Linked DNA regions of Mus musculus: all the other regions are linked to region 1. A link is a loop called in an ENCODE intact Hi-C map of the cell type or tissue named here. Cell type or tissue: left cerebral cortex. All regions are shown on one strand.

What was found. Peaks named below come from ENCODE experiments on the same cell type or tissue, not always from the same donor. Only the 100,000 strongest peaks of a DNase experiment are listed, where the experiment ranks them.
Region 2: it touches region 1 in a loop (2.7-fold over the local background); 5 of 42 quality-filtered maps call a loop at or near these places.
Region 3: it touches region 1 in a loop (2.4-fold over the local background); 9 of 42 quality-filtered maps call a loop at or near these places.

What each region holds. Positions count from the first base shown.
Region 1 is chr6:71,706,795-71,709,294 of GRCm38, forward strand. Reep1 (receptor accessory protein 1) reads left to right here and starts at 887. Exons shown (of 7, transcript NM_178608.4): 1 at 887-1,207. The coding sequence starts at 1,176. In left cerebral cortex, no CTCF peak of the experiment used is centred here; DNase peaks (open chromatin) are centred at 984, 1,522, 1,818, 2,314 and 1 more place; H3K4me3 peaks cover 1,897 bases; H3K27ac peaks cover 1,459 bases.
Region 2 is chr6:71,769,278-71,771,777 of GRCm38, forward strand. The region is part of intron 3 of Reep1 (receptor accessory protein 1); the gene reads left to right. Among named protein-coding and RNA genes, the nearest start is that of Mrpl35, 53 kb to the right of the region's middle. In left cerebral cortex, CTCF peaks have their summits at 977, 1,178 and 2,213 (motif pointing left); a DNase peak (open chromatin) is centred at 826; H3K27ac peaks cover 591 bases.
Region 3 is chr6:71,755,116-71,757,615 of GRCm38, forward strand. Reep1 (receptor accessory protein 1) reads left to right here. Exons shown (of 7, transcript NM_178608.4): 2 at 1,249-1,321. Among named protein-coding and RNA genes, the nearest start is that of Reep1, 49 kb to the left of the region's middle. In left cerebral cortex, no CTCF peak of the experiment used is centred here; DNase peaks (open chromatin) are centred at 1,108, 1,296 and 2,056; H3K27ac peaks cover 1,592 bases.

The DNA of each region.
Region 1 (2,500 bases):
GCAGCAGAGCCCAGGGATAAAAAGGACAAAGGCTTTCAAGTGCTATTGAAGTTGGTTCAGGTCCATCCTCAGGATGAGCAAAGCAAGTCACAAAGCCTGGCTGCAAAATTTAAAGGGACACCATAAAATTCCGTGATCAAGACAAATCCTATATGATGCAATATTTTAAAAATGCATTGACGTGTTGATACTGAACGCGGTTTCCATTTTGCCCAAGATGCCACATGGCTCTGTTAACACTGCTGGGTCATGATGTATGATGCCCTTCGGCTCTCATAGCCCTCCGAGCTGAGGCTGGAGGACGAATCAAAGACAGAAGTGAATGTATGGACAGGGAATGTCTGAGGTGTGGGTCTGTGAGACCGCTCCCCTAGTGCTTGCCGCCATGGCTGATGATGGCCCGAGCTATCACCGGGACAACTGCATTGAACTGACTCCTGCATGTTGACCTCTGACGTGTGTGTGTGTGTGTGTGTGTGTGTGTGTGTGTGTGTGTGAGAGAGAGAGAGAGAGAGAGAGAGAGAGAGAGAGAGAGAGAGAGAGAGAGCTGCAGTAGAAACAACTGAAGGGACACGCGGTGACTGGTGATGGGGTTGCAGTCAAAGAGATCGAGTTGGGACACTAGAGCTGTCAGTAGGCAGACACTTGCTGAGATGTTGACTTATGGGATGCTAGTTGAAGGCTTCAGGTTTCTCCTGAGGCTAGCGTATTATCTAAGTGAAGAATGACAGAACCTCGTCTAGACAGGTGTAGGCAGGATTTCAAAGTCCAGATTCAGACCTCAGTTTCCCCACTTCACCTAGTGAAGGTGAGGCAGCCCTCCCTGGGGGTTCGGAGGCCCAGTGCACTGAGCCACCGCACCACACGGTTTCACAAGGAGGGCGGAGGAGGACCCGCCCTGGCTGCAGCTCTGGGGCTGGGACGATCGGAGCAGGGGCGGGTCGCGCTGGTGCCCTCACCGCTAGCCGCCCAATCGCCGTGGGCCCGCGGAGCCCCTGGGGGCTGGGGCAGCGGGCGGAACGTGCCGCGGCTGCGCCAACGCGCGAGCGCGGGGCCGGACCGGGCGGGTGCGCTCAGTCTGGCGGCAGCGGCGGTGCACAGACAGACAGACGTGCCGGGAGCGCAGCACCGCCCGCAGCCCAGCAATCCGGGCCGCGCCAGCCCGCCCGCCCGCCATGGTGTCGTGGATCATCTCCAGGCTGGTGGTGTAAGTGGCCTCTTCTCCTGTGTCCCTTCTTCCCTTCCCTCCCGATCCCCATGTCCCCTTAGGGCCGCGCGCCCCTGCGAACCACCAGCCCCGGGTCGCTAGCTATTAATACCCGGCGGTCGCTAAATTTAGCAGGTACAGTAGCTGCCTGGGGACGCGGGCAGCGCGAGGCGGCGTAGGACGCGCGACGCTACAGACCCATGGGTAGCCGCGGGCGCAGGCGGCGCCTTGCAGGGAGACCGGGGCGTGGGTCCCCGCACGATGGTGGAGTTGCCGGGGCTGGGCAATGGGTCTCGCCTTCTCTCTGTTGCTTTGTTCCATTCCGGGTGGGGCGGATTTGCAGAGGCCCCGAGTGGGTGCTCCACGCGTTCTCTCTCCTTTGGAAGAAAATGCCTTGGGCTCGCCTGCCGCCGCGCTTTGTCGGGTGAAAATGACATACAGTCCAGACAAGCCAGGGGCGCTGCCTGAAGGGGTCATCGCGGAGATGAGTAGCCAGATGGAGGTGGGGCACTCAATGAAGTGGGAAAATACTCCTTTTTAGGTTTTTCAAATAGACAGAGGCAAAGGCAGGTGGCAAGTACATTAGTGTGCATCTTGGAGTAGATGTCTTCCTTCCTCTTGCCTGCTCTCCTTTGCAGGGGTTTGAGAGACAGGGGCAGGCATCTCTAGGAATGCACAGGGAAATTTCCGAGTGACAGACAGCACCCCTTCCCCCCACCCCCCAAGGGCGGTGGCAGTGATACCTCCCAGGCGGTGCAGGAGAGCAGAGTCATCTGGGGTGAGGCCTGTATGAAGTCCTTGGGGGATGTGTGATGGGGACTTTTGTTTTATTTCCAATATTGCCTCTCACCTTTCTTACCTGGATCTGGAAGATTGATTTAGCACCTGCTTAGGGGACCTGGGACTGAAATGGGTCTGGGGGTGGGGGGGCTTGGATGAGGAACACGTGCCCAGCATTTTCTTTGTCTAAGAAAGAGGGGCTATTAACTCCCTTTGACAGTGCAGGGCACACACATCTCTTTTCTCCTCTTCTGAACTGATTTGCAAAGCCATCCAGGAGAGCCGTCTTTAAAGTCCTGGCCATTGTCTCCCAGGCATCATTCTGCCCATTGCTCCCAAAGCCCATCAAGTTACTCCACAAGGGTCTCTCCAACAGCTGTTGTCAGCTGCTGGGGGTTTGTTTTGTACCTTCAGGTGGCATGTGAAATATTTCGATTTCTGTGGCATGGCTGGCATCAATAATAGGGAAGCCACCGGCATGCCTTGCCACGCCTCACGCCTGACTAAAGCTTG
Region 2 (2,500 bases), 62 kb after region 1:
AAGAAAAAGAGACAAACCAGGCTCCATCACCAGGATAGACATGACTGCCTAATAGTGGCCTCCTATACAGTCTAGAGCTACTTGGTATCAGGTTGGGGACAGTGCTCAAAAGGCAGACCTACTGGCCACACCAAACACTGCCACCTGAATCTTCACTGTACTATGCTCTGTTGGTCTGCCTAGTGAAGGCCCAAGGAATGAACCAAAAGGTCCAGAAACAGGAAACTTTTTATTGTTGCTTTTTAAAGGTATTAGGAGTGTATTTGCGTGTGAGAGAGTATACGAATGTGTCTGCACTCGTTATAGGCATATGTGAAGAAGGAGTGTCAGATTCTCCAGAGATGGAGGTGTAAGCATTTGTGAGTCTCCCAGCATGGTGCTGGGAGCCAAACTCCGGTCCTCTGGGGAGCAAGGGACATCTTTTCAGACTTCTTGCTGAAGCTTTTAAAAGCTGCATCAGTGTGGGTGGATGGATTATGCTAAAAAGATTCTAAAAAAAAACAAGTGATCTATATAGCAAATGGTTCAGGGAATCAAGGTAGGCTGGGCAGTCCAGAGGGGCCCCTGGGAAGGTCAAATAGACATATGTATTTCCTAAATGCTAATGCTGTAGCCTGGGACAGAGGCTCTTAGTTGGCTGTGCAGTGAGAATGTGGTTACTCAGATCTAAATGACGGTTTCCTGCTATCTACAAAGTGCATACAGATCATCCACTCCTGAGTACCCGGACCATAGCCTCACTGGTGTGCATACAGAGAGAAGCACATACAGGGAGGTTTGCTGGAAGCTTGGCTTATGATGGATGCTTGTCATCAATCTCTTTCCCCGGGAGATGCTTACACATGTATAGGAAGCTATGAAAGAGACGGGAGCTTTCCATGTTCTGGTATGAGATGGTCCCCAATGTATACTGTTGATTCTGGGCAGATTAGGGAAAGCAAGGTGTCGGGGGTATAGAGAACAGAGAATGCCACCAACAGGCAGTTAAGGGAATCACAGGTACCCACCTGATTGAATAGGCCTAGCCCAATAAAGATTAAGAAGAGAGTCTAGAGGGCCTGGGTGGGAGGGAAGCTCTGTATGCTCTCGGATTCTTTAGCATTTCTTAACTATGCGCATGCATGACCTACTTTTTAAAAATTTCTTTTACACAATAACTAGGAGAGCTCTAGTGTGATTGATGGCTGTCCTTGGGACTGTCTGTGTTTCTTAGGCTGGTATGTGAACTTGCTGGATTCAGTAGCTTTCCCCTTGGACTGGCTAATAATTTGTCTTCAAAACAAAAGTTCCTCCATTCTTAATGAGCGCTGTGTCCCACTCTGGGGGTGGGGAGCATCGATCACGCCTCCCCTCTTTCAGCCCTGGTCTTTTGTAGCTGTGAAAGATGAACCGACTTTGCCGGGGAAGAACCCCACCCTCACCCCAGTTACTGGTGAATATTCAGGAAGAGCCTGCTAAAGCCAGAAAGCAGAGGGGCTTTGGTGAGGTGGGCCGCTGTCTGAGGAGAGGGAGCTGTATGAGTTTGGAAGGGCTCTGAAATGACTCGCTAGGGGTTGCTTTCATTTTTAGCTTCTTTCATCTGGGAAGGATGCCTGGGAAAGACTTACTTTTTGGTCCCTCAGACTAGCGTAAGAGACCCTTTTACCCACCGCATCTTATTTTAAGTAAGGATGTCTGGGGTTTGTTTTAAGTAGGTGTGGTCAGACTTGAGGACCTGAAAATGGCTGGCAGGAGGGAGATGTTTGTCCACATCAAAGATCCCTAGTAATAGGAAGTGCAGCACCACACAAGGCCACTAGGGGAGGTACCAGGATGGTTCTGGAGGCAGAGGCTTGCTGTCAGCATGGTTCCGTGAGAAGGATTTGGGTTCGCTATTGTAAGTGGTTCTGAGAGATAGGAGCATCTCTGGCTATCTGGTCCTGGTATGGGGAAATGCAAGCATATGCACAGTGGCTGAGAGTGTGAGATCCTGCAGGCTCTAGACTATTGACCTGCATGTAAAAGCTAAAGGTCTTTGAGCATAGACCTTTTCCTTACTCACCAGCCCTTTCTCATTTCCAGGGTCGGGAGGGTGCTAGAGAGAAGGCTCAGCAGTTAAGAGTGCTTGCTCCTCTCGCAGAGGACTAGAATTAGGTTCCCAACACTCATGTTAGGTGGCTCACAATCTCCTGTAACTATAACTTCAGAGGGATCTGACGCCCTCTTGTGGCCTCCAGAGTCACTGCACTCACATGCATAAACCTACACATAGATACACATACACACAATTTAAAAGTAAAATATTAGAAAAAAAAAGTAAGAAAGTTCAGAAGGAGCCTGTGCTAGTACTGGGAGCTCTTTCTTGGCTAGATCTAGGAAGTGGCTTACCCTGGCGAGGACACTTCCTCCAGAGTCAACAAAGCCTCGAGATGCTGTCAATGCAATTGTGCAGGTTATTCACAGCACCAGCTAGAGACTGGAGAGGTGGGGTTGAAATCTGGGTTAAACTCTGCTTACCACA
Region 3 (2,500 bases), 48 kb after region 1:
CTGACACTCTGTTCATTTAAAAATACCTATTAGGCTGTGTGTGGTGGTGCCACCTTGAATTCCAGAACTCAGGAGACATTAGCAGCCAGAACTCTTGAGAGTCTGAGGCCGTCCTGGTCTACATAGGCCAACCAGAGCTACAAAGTGAGACTCTGTTTCAGAAACATAAATATATACTGGGTGGGTAAAATGGCTCAGTGTGTAAAGGTGCTTGCTGCCAAGCCTGATGACCTGAGTTCGATCCCTGGGACTCACATTGTGGAACCAAAAATACTGACTCTCACAAGTTGTCCTCTGACTTCCATGTGTGTGTCATGGTACCCATTTGAATACATACACAAATGAATAAATTTTTAAAACACCTGTTCTCAGGCATAGAGTTGCATGCCTGCAACCCCAGTACTCGGCAGGCTGAGCCAAGGAGGTCTTCAGGTTGAGGTCCGCCTAGAGCAAATAATGAGGACCTGTGCTCAGCCCTCGGTGCATTTATAGTTCACTGGTGAGATGCCTATCAAAGTGCCAAGTGAAAGAACACCATGATGCTATGTACAAGATGCTGAGAAAGTTCATTGGGAAGAGTTGAGCTAGTCTGGGAAGTCAGAGGGGTGTCCAGAGAATCATGTGGGAGTCGGGATCTAATGGATGAGCAGGTATTAATAAAAAAAAAAAAAAAAAAAAAAAAAGACAGGGAAGATTCCAGAAGAAAGCAGCATTGACAAAGGTAAGGTATCAAGAACGGGCAGGTAGAGCTTCCCCTGAAGATGGATCTCAGATGCAGGCCTGAGAGTTAACTACTCACTGACCCTAGTGAGAGAAGTGAAGGCAGAGGAGGTGTGCTGATGGGAGGAGATGTGGACCTGGTTAGATTTGTGAATATGAAAGCTTATGCTGGCTGCAAGATGCTGAGGCCAAATTCAATGATCCTAGGCTTCCAGCATCTGCTGGTGGAGATCAACATCAGGAGAGGAAGCCATCCTTCCACAGAGCCTTAGCTGCTGTCTCCTCCTGTCTTAACCTCCATAATTCTTGGTCGCCCTTCCATATTGCCCAAGCCAAGATAGAAGGAAGTGTGTGGGTGGCTGTCTCAGGAAAAGGTGTTTCTAAGAATTATGTAGCAGTGAACGGGAAACCTTCAGGGGAGTTATTTCCCTGGCTTGAATGGTTCCCTGGATATGATGTTTTATGATTTCCATCAAGCAGGATGGGTGAAAATCATGTCTCTCTTTTTCCTTTGTCTCGTCTCTGCAGGCTTATATTTGGCACCCTTTATCCTGCATATTATTCATACAAGGCTGTGAAGTCCAAGGACATTAAAGAATATGTAAGTGAAGCCGCTCACTGGGGGCGGGTGGCTCAGCGTGAATGGTGGAGGAACTTGTCCCTTAGTCTGGGTCTGTGGCAGAAGGGAACCTATCACCCTTCTCATGTGACTCCTCAGAAGTCCTGTCCCCATCCAAAGCTGTCCCCTGTCCAGACCCTAAGTATCAAAGTGAGGAAAGCAGCGAACTGTAAGGAGAAACTGAATCTGGGACTCGGGGTCAGGTGCCATGGTGACTTCATCTCTCTGGCCAGTTCCCTCACCCGGGGAACTGCAGACCACAGACCACAGACCACCTTCTTCCCCCAGAGACGGCACACAGGTTTGAGAAGCCATGTGACCTGGGTTATTACCTGGCTCGCTGGTTCTGACCCGCTTCCAGTCTGTCCTCCGACACCAGTTTTAGCCTGGTTGACGTGTCAGCTCTTTGAGGGTGGGGGTGTTCCTAATCAGCTCTCTGCAGCACTTGGCAGAGAGCTGAGCCCATGGCAATGGAAAAGCAAAATCTTTTAAAGTATGAATGGATTAATTCAGAGCTAGCTTGAAAGTCATTATTTTCGTGGATTTCCCAAGAAGTCTTTATGATGAACACCTCCAGTTCAGCTGCAACCAAAGCCCAGCCCCCTTGCTCCCTGTTCCCAGAACCACTTACTTCAGCTGCTCCTAACAGGGGACCCAGAGTGGGTGACTTCTGGAGGCCCATCCCTGGTATGTGTGAGGACAGCCCTGTGCCCATGCTATAAATAGCCAAAAAGCTGCAAACACAGAGGCTCCCAGTTCTCAACTGACACAGCCCAGGCTAAAGCAATAGGCAGCTTCTTCTTCCAGTGCTTCCCCCTCCCGAGCCCTCCCCACCTGTGGTACTCAGCAGCTGGGCCTGGGAGGGAGGCCTTACTGAGGTCTCTGTAATTCAAGGCTGATCCGCTCCAGGGCAGGGGCTGAGCACGCTTGCTCGCAGGCAGCTGGGCGAGATCAAACCCTGGTAAATCGTTCTGTGCTGACTCAGCTCACAGGAGCCTGGTGTATGGCCAGAGTGGCAGCTCATTCATTTTGAGTGAGACCTAACTGACAAGTAGAACAGCTGTCTGTTGGCTGGGGTGTGCACACTTCCCCATGGGGGAGCTTGGCAGTTAAGGTTAGAAGGTTTCTGGGTAAAACTGGCTTTGGGAGATGGGAGCTGAG